Linked DNA regions of Homo sapiens: region 2 is linked to region 1. A link is a contact called in ENCODE POLR2A ChIA-PET data. All regions are on one chromosome and are shown on one strand. The core of a region is the stretch at or near the end of the contact, and the rest is flanking DNA. Distances in the headings are between cores, read along the strand shown. Region 1 holds the start of ECRG4 (ECRG4 augurin precursor). Region 2 overlaps UXS1 (UDP-glucuronate decarboxylase 1).

Evidence for each region. ChIA-PET counts read pairs that join two places held with the same protein, here RNA polymerase II (POLR2A).
Region 2: POLR2A ChIA-PET joins it to region 1 with 21 read pairs in activated naive CD4-positive, alpha-beta T cell. The contact joins the enhancer-like site here to the promoter of ECRG4 in region 1. POLR2A ChIA-PET finds 5 or more read pairs at or near these places in 3 of 52 experiments (H1, HCT116 and activated naive CD4-positive, alpha-beta T cell).

Annotation. Positions count from the first base shown.
Region 1 is chr2:106,063,908-106,067,511 of GRCh38, reverse strand. It overlaps ECRG4 (ECRG4 augurin precursor), which reads right to left and starts at 1,824. Exons shown (of 4, transcript NM_032411.3): 1 at 1,669-1,824. The coding sequence starts at 1,747.
Region 2 is chr2:106,142,849-106,146,452 of GRCh38, reverse strand. It overlaps UXS1 (UDP-glucuronate decarboxylase 1), which reads left to right. Exons shown (of 15, transcript NM_001253875.2): 6 at 1,083-1,263. Among named protein-coding and RNA genes, the nearest start is that of UXS1, 50 kb to the left of the region's middle. RefSeq lists a silencer at 2,586-2,880. Within about 2 kb of position 1,717, at least 3 of the 41 ENCODE cell types and tissues checked have a DNase peak (open chromatin) inside an H3K27ac peak, as active enhancers do.

The DNA of each region.
Region 1 (3,604 bases), core at 575-3,074:
GGCAACAAGAGCAAAACTCCATCTCAAAAAAAAAAAAAATATTTTCACTGTATAAGAACTTTCACATCCCAGCTCGGTGATGATATTTTAACTGAGTTATTGGTATAAACTAAATAAAATACAAGTCCTGAAAATAAATGGCTTGTAGCCAGTGCTCACTTGACTTATTCAGATGTGCTTTTTTCTTCTTCTTCTTTTATTTATTTCTTTTTTTATTTTGCGACGGAGTTTCACTCTTGTTACCCAGGCTGGAGTGCAATGGCACGATCTCAGCTCGCCGCAATCTCCTCCTCCCAGATTCAAGCAATTCTCCTGCCTCAGCCTCCCGAGTAGCTGGGATTACAGGAACGTGCCATCACGTCTGGCATTTTTAGTAGAGACGGGGTTTCTCCATGTTGGTCAGGCTGGTCTCGAACCCCCGACCTCAGGTGATCTGCCCCCCCCCCCCCCCCGGCCTCCCAAAGTGCTGGGATTACAGGTATGAACCACCAAGGCCGGCCCAGATGTGCTTCTTAAAGTGGCAAGAACAAAGAGTGGGAGGCAGGTAAACCATACAACGGGAAATGACTGATTAGCTTCGCCTGTGATTCTAAGGTGGAACAATAATCCTCCCCACCTGAACAGACCTCACCACGCCTCCTGCTGTTTTAGCAACCCCGGGGCTCCATCCCAGGGCTCCTACTGAATGTCCCCTGCCTCTTCTCACCTCGAGTTCAGTTTCCATACCTGTTTCGAATGAGCAAAATACAGAAACTGAGCAACCGAGTGAGCCTCCCTTTTACATTAGGCAGTGCCCAGCTGCTTTGCAGTGGGACAGCGCCAGTCTCAGGCTCTTGGGCAAGTCACTTCATACACCAGTAACTCTGAGGTAACAATCCCTGCCTCCCCTAGTTGTAAGCTTCAAAGGCAGTCATGTGTCCTTGAGGCCACTTGTGAACCATAAATGTTCCTCCTACCCAGTGAAGGTGGTAACTCAGGACAAACCACGGCTTCAGATTATGGTTCCTAAAGTGGGGCCTGTGGAGCCCAGCGATCAGATATCGGAGCACCCATCATTCTGGGTGTGCGTGTGAATGCACGTTTTACAGAGAGCGAGCAGAGAATTTCAGAGTTTTCAACCGATTCGCTGGGAGCTCCACGAAGCAGGAAAGATTAAGCATTACTCCTTTAAGAGCCTTTCCCCTCTCTGGGGTGTGAGGCCTGTGCCCAGCTTTGCAAATTGCAACTTGACCCAGCTGGGAAGCGCAAGTCAACTTGGTTGCTAAGCGACTGCCTGGAAGGGAATGGCGGTGATGGTGCCATTTGCCTCCTCTGGGTTACCAGCTGCGTAAAGCCCCCACAACCCTTTTGCCCCTTACGTTAAGCCACGAAACACTACTTGCCCACCCTTCGGACGCCTGGCCCTCCTTGCCCAAGGTTGCCCGGGAGATCTGAGACCCTCCCCTTGACCCCGGTACTCTCTCCACCCTCACAAGGGCACCACTTCGCACTTGTGCGAGTGCAAAACCCCAGACCCGGTCCTCTACCACCCCTTGGCCCTGCCTAGGCTAAGGATGGGTCCCTACGCCGCCACCCCATCACCGATCGCTCTCCCCGGGCACCATGGAAGCGCCACATGGGGCCAACCCCTGGTGCCGCTATCAATCAGCCTGGCATCGCCCCGCTCACCTGGGCCCCAGCACAGGAGCAGGAGCAGCGCCAGCCCGGTCAGGGCCAGGACAGCAGGCCGCGCGGGGGAGGCAGCCATGGCGGCGGGGCGCGAGCAGGAGGGCGAGGGGCGCACTTCGAGGTGCTGCGAGGGAGAACCGGGCGCGGGAGAGGGGTGCGAGCGGGCAGGCGCGGCCGCGGGTTATCCCTGCGTCGCTGCCGGGGCGGGACCCAGCGGGTGGGCGCCGCGCCAGAGGGCTGAGGGCCAAGCGGCTGCGCCCAGCGCACGGGCGAGTACCACCGAGGTCCTCTCTCCCGCCCCGGCCCCAAGGGGAACGCAGCCCCTGGGCTCCAAGGCCAAGGATGCTTGGCCACGGAGAACCGCCGGCGGCGGGGGCCGCGTGGCCAGCGCTGCCCGCAGCGAAAGCGGTTAGGACAAGCTGGGTTCCGGAGACCCAAGGAAGGGCAGAAGGCATCGGGAGAAGGGACGAGGCCCCCTGGCCACTCAGAGGGAGGACTTGCCGGATCCCAGCGCTGGGGTGTCTCCTTGGCTCCCCCACTTCCTCCGCCCGCCCCAGCCGCGCCACTGTTCCCCTTACTCCTCACCCCTTTCTTCCCTATCTCCCTCCCTCCCTGCTTGGGGGCCTTGCTTCTGCCTGGTTTGTAAAGTGGGCTTTGGAATTTCCTTAGTTCAGAGCTGCTCTTAAGGATGCCTTAGGCGGGGCTGTTTTTGAGATAGTTTGAAAGATTCCACAGTCTGGGTTCAGAGCTGCAGTCCGGGAAATCGTCTCACCCAAACTTCTCCAATAGAAAAGCCTTTGAGAAACCAGGAACCTGGTGCCCTGCAGCTGTGAGCAAAACCACTGCTTCCCTTTGCCCGCTCTGTAATCTGGGCACACTTCAGCGAGCGATGTTAAGGTGAGACCCAAGGGAAACGCAGAACTGCATCCCAGTAACTGGCCTGTTCAACTGTAGAGGACACGTGAAAGGAGGCGTAGTGAACAAAAACTAGAACAACTTTATCCCAACGGACTCTGAGCGGGTCACCTAATTATTCTCTCCAGGCCTGGGCTACAAAAGGATGGAGATGTGAGATTACCTTTCCTGTCTTCCCATCTCAGATCTGCCCTGAACTGAGCTGATTACCTCTTTCCTTCACCAAGGTTCTCACTTATTTTCCCCTCCCTGAGACGGAGTTTCACTCTTGTTGCCCAGGCTGGAGTGCAGTGATGGGATCTCAGTCACTGCAACCTCCAACTCCGGGGTTCAAGCGATTCTCCTGCCTCAGCCTCCTGAGTAGCTGGGATTACAAGGCATGTGCCACGAGGCCCAGCTAATTTTGTATTTTTAGTAGAGAAGGGATTTTACCATGTTGGCCAGGCTGGTCTTGAACTCCTGAACTCAAATGATTCACCCGCATCGGCCTCCCAAAGTGTTAGGATTACAGGTGTGAGCCACCACACCGGCCAGTATTTTTATACCCTCCAGTGGTAAGCACTTACTGTCTCTCCATATAATTAGCTCTCCATGCAATGCAGTTGAATTTCTCCAGCAGGAAGGAGAAAGAAGTCTTCTAACATTGAGCTAGTAAAGACAGATGGTGGCCAACCAAAGAAAAAAGTGCAAAGTGGGTCTGAGTTAGATCATGATACTGCCCAGGGTGTCAGAGAGAATCAGAAGGATAATGTTACACATCTAGCTATCTTGGGGAAGTGCTTCTAAACCCTTGAGGAAACTGTAGAATAGGGGATAGGAGTTTTAAAAGTAACCAGGCATATATTTACTTTTGCCTGAGGACAAGAAATTTATCATTAGAAAGAAAAATCAAAGCACATAAAAAGCCAATATTCTGTTTGGATTGGTTTAGAACATACATTAAACATAATGGCTGTAATCTTATTTATCCTGTGGAGATCATCCCCCTTACCCCAAATTGCTACCAATATCTACTTCTAAT
Region 2 (3,604 bases), core at 468-2,967, 79 kb before region 1:
TGTGTGAGATTTCATTTATTTTAAACAGGAGTTTCATGGAGAATTACATGTTTTAAAACCATAGACCTAGGAGTTTGTATACCTTTTATTTTAGGTAGAAAGGATTGCTGTCTTCCTATTAATACTTTCCGTTTGAAACAGAAGGGTGAAATGAATGAGAATTTTGGTGAAGAGAAGGCAGAGTGGAGAACAGGATACAGCAGGCTAGAGAATTGAGTTGTGCATGGCACGTCTGTTTTCTGAGCCTATTCTTTTCACTCCCACCGCCTATAACCTTCCCCCAGATGAAATTCCCTTTATCCTCCTCCAGTTACACCATTTAATTTGAATAAAATACCTGTGTTCAACTTAAAAGTATTTTTCAAGCGCAGTTGACTTTTCACCTTTGCAGGGGTCTAGGTTTTGTTATTACTGAGTTACCGTCAAGACCCCTCACAGCTGCCTCATCGTGCTCTGTGGCTGGGAGTGTATACCACACTGGGTTCACATCACCATTCAGAAATTAACCACACAGTGGACTTAGGCGTTTAGGGCTTTAGTCTACAAACAGCATGTATTGCTTATTAATTTGTTCTCATAAACAATTTAAAAGATATTTGTTTTTCCTGCAGTTTTTGAATCTAACTTAAATATTAAGTTTTTTTTTCTTGGTAGTTCACCAAATCTCTGCATTTTGCTAATCGTTTTTTCTATAAAGTAATTTTTAAAGTTCTCAGCAGTAATATTAAAGCCACGTGAGCTATGTCCAGCATCCCATTTGTTATAAAACAAGAACCTTTGACTAATGGGAAATTCTCAGTCAGCAAAGACATTTTGAAATTTGTAACTATGATTTTTCTGTATTCTTCCAAGACTGGTAGTTTGAAATTTTAGGCTGCTTAGGAGTTTACAGATAGTATGACCTCTTTGTTCTGCAGTAAGAGTCAAGATGCTACCTTAAAACCTTTGCTGTCTTCCTTCCCCGCCTTGCTCCTGAGTTTTAAGTCGTGGCTGCACCAGAGATGTCTCTCCGTGGAGCTGGTCCTCACTGTGTTCTCATGTGCTTTTTCTGGGAATGCTCTGCACACGCTGTCCGGATGCAGATAACAGGAGGCGCAGGGTTCGTGGGCTCCCATCTAACTGACAAACTCATGATGGACGGCCACGAGGTGACCGTGGTGGACAATTTCTTCACGGGCAGGAAGAGAAACGTGGAGCACTGGATCGGACATGAGAACTTCGAGTTGATTAACCACGACGTGGTGGAGCCCCTCTACATCGAGGGTGAGTGAAAACTGCACATTGTTATTATTCAGAGCTCCGCAGGTGGCCTTGCCAGAGCTGCGGGATTCCTGAGGGTAAGCTGTTTGACTCAGCACATTGAAAGCTATGTTGGGTTTTATTTTTGAAATGTCTCAATATGTATGAGGTGCCGTCCTAGTCTGTGTGATAACGAGTGGTTATAACAGTGTGAATAGCCGTCTTCTCTCCTACGTGGCACCCCTGGTCCTGAACTTCATGGACCTGTTGAAGTAACTTTCCTGTAGTACACATCTGCTGTGGTCTGAATGTTGGTGTCACCCCAAATTCATATGTTGGCATCCCAAGCCCCACAGTGATGGTATTAGGAGGTGGGGCCTTTGGAGGTGATGAGTTCATGGAGACAGAGTCGTCACAAATGAGATTAGTGTTTTTATAAAAGAGGCCTGGGAAAACCCCGTTGGCCTTTCCACCGTGTGAGGACGTGGCGAGAAGATGCATATATGAACCAGGAAGCAGGTCCTCACCAGCACCCAATCTGCCAACCCCTTGATCTTGCTAATTTGATAGAAAACCATTGGTTCAATGTACATTTCTTTGGTTACTAAATATGGTTAGAATTTAACATGTTAATTCACCAGAGAAATACCAATGGTTTTGTTAGTCCATTTTAAAAATATTCTTTTAGTATGAGTTCTTTGTAATAGGAATGTTAACTGTTGGGCTTGTATTTAGCATTTTTCCCACAAAGGCAAAAAGTTTTTGCCTTTTCGTTTGAGTGACATTTTATAACATAGTTTCATCTGTTCATATTCTTCTTGCTGTTTCTTCTGTTCTCTTTCTGCTCTAACCGTTCCAAGATGAGATGAATATTTAATCTAATATTTAGAAAGCAGCCATGGTGTTAATTTTGTTGGTTGGTTTTTTGCTTCATTTTTAAACGTTTAATTATGTAATCTGTTTAGGATTCATTTTGGAGTGAAGCTGTAGTTTTTGTAAAGTATAACAGGCTATGTAGATTATAGCTCAGTGGGCTCACTTTCCTCTTGGATTTCCTCCTGGGATTGCTGTGGGGTTAACTGAGGTCATACATGTGACAGGGCCTGGCAAGCAGATTCTCACAGTTCCCTGCTAAGATGCCCTTTCCCATTGTTCAACCCAAGATGCTAGGTGGTGCTGTCACAGGACTTTGCTGATAGAATCAAGGTTATGAACCAGCTGGCTTTAAAATGAGGATGATCCTGGATTATCTGGGTGTGCCCCCACATAGTCACATGAACCGTCAAAGGCAGCAACAGAGAATGGAAGAGTCAGGTAGAGAGACTGGGTAGAAGAGATACCGCGGGGAGACCAGGCAGAAGGGAAGCTGGAGAGGTTTGCAGTGTGCAAGGGACCTGACCTACCCTGGCTGGCTTTGAAGGAGCCATGTGCGGGAGAGTGTTGGCAGCCTCTGGAAGCTGAGAATGGCTCCCTGCTGAGAGCCTGTAAGGAGACCTCAGTCCTGCAGCCTCAGGGAACTGAATTTTGCTGTCATCCTGAATCATCCTCTGAAGAAAGGAACACAGCCCTGCTGACACCTTGATTTCTGCCTGGGGGCAGGCAGAGCTGAGAACCAGCTGAGCCATACTGTGCCCGGTCCTGTAGACCTGTCAGATCGGATCGTGAATGGATATTTTTTGAGCCTCTAAATTTGATTAGGCAGCAATAGAAAACTACTGTGAGGACTTAGCACAGCACTGGGCCCTCATTTCACTAAGTGCTGCCCAAATTATACCTTTTTTTTTTTTTTTTTTTTTTTTTTTTTTGAGACGGAGTCTCTCTCTGTTGCCCAGGCTGGAGTGCAGTGGCACGATCTCAGCTCATTGCAAGCTCTGCCTCCCGGGTTCACGCCATTCTCCTGCCTCAGCCTCCTGAGTAGCTGGGACTACAGGCACTTGCCACCATGCTGGGCTGATTTTTTGTATTTTTTAGTAGAGACGGGGTTTCACCCTGTTAGCCAGGATGGTCTCCATCTCCTGCCCTCATGATCCGCCCACCTTGACCTCCCCCAAATGATACCTATTAATATTACTACTCTCTTCTCTTTTTTAGCACATGGCAAGAAACATTTATTTTATGACACTATTGTTTATATAATTTCAGTACCACTGAGAAGCCAGAACTTAGTAAAAATGGTGTTTTAATAAGTAAATTATCTTCTTTAACTGCGAGCTTTGATACCAAAGCTGCTCTAGGCCATTTCTGCCAATTCTGTGACTGTGTGTAGGACACACACACACACACACACACATACATGCAAACACACACACCCACACACCCACACATTGAATGAAGTCATACAATAAATGACTGGTGCTTTGTCCTT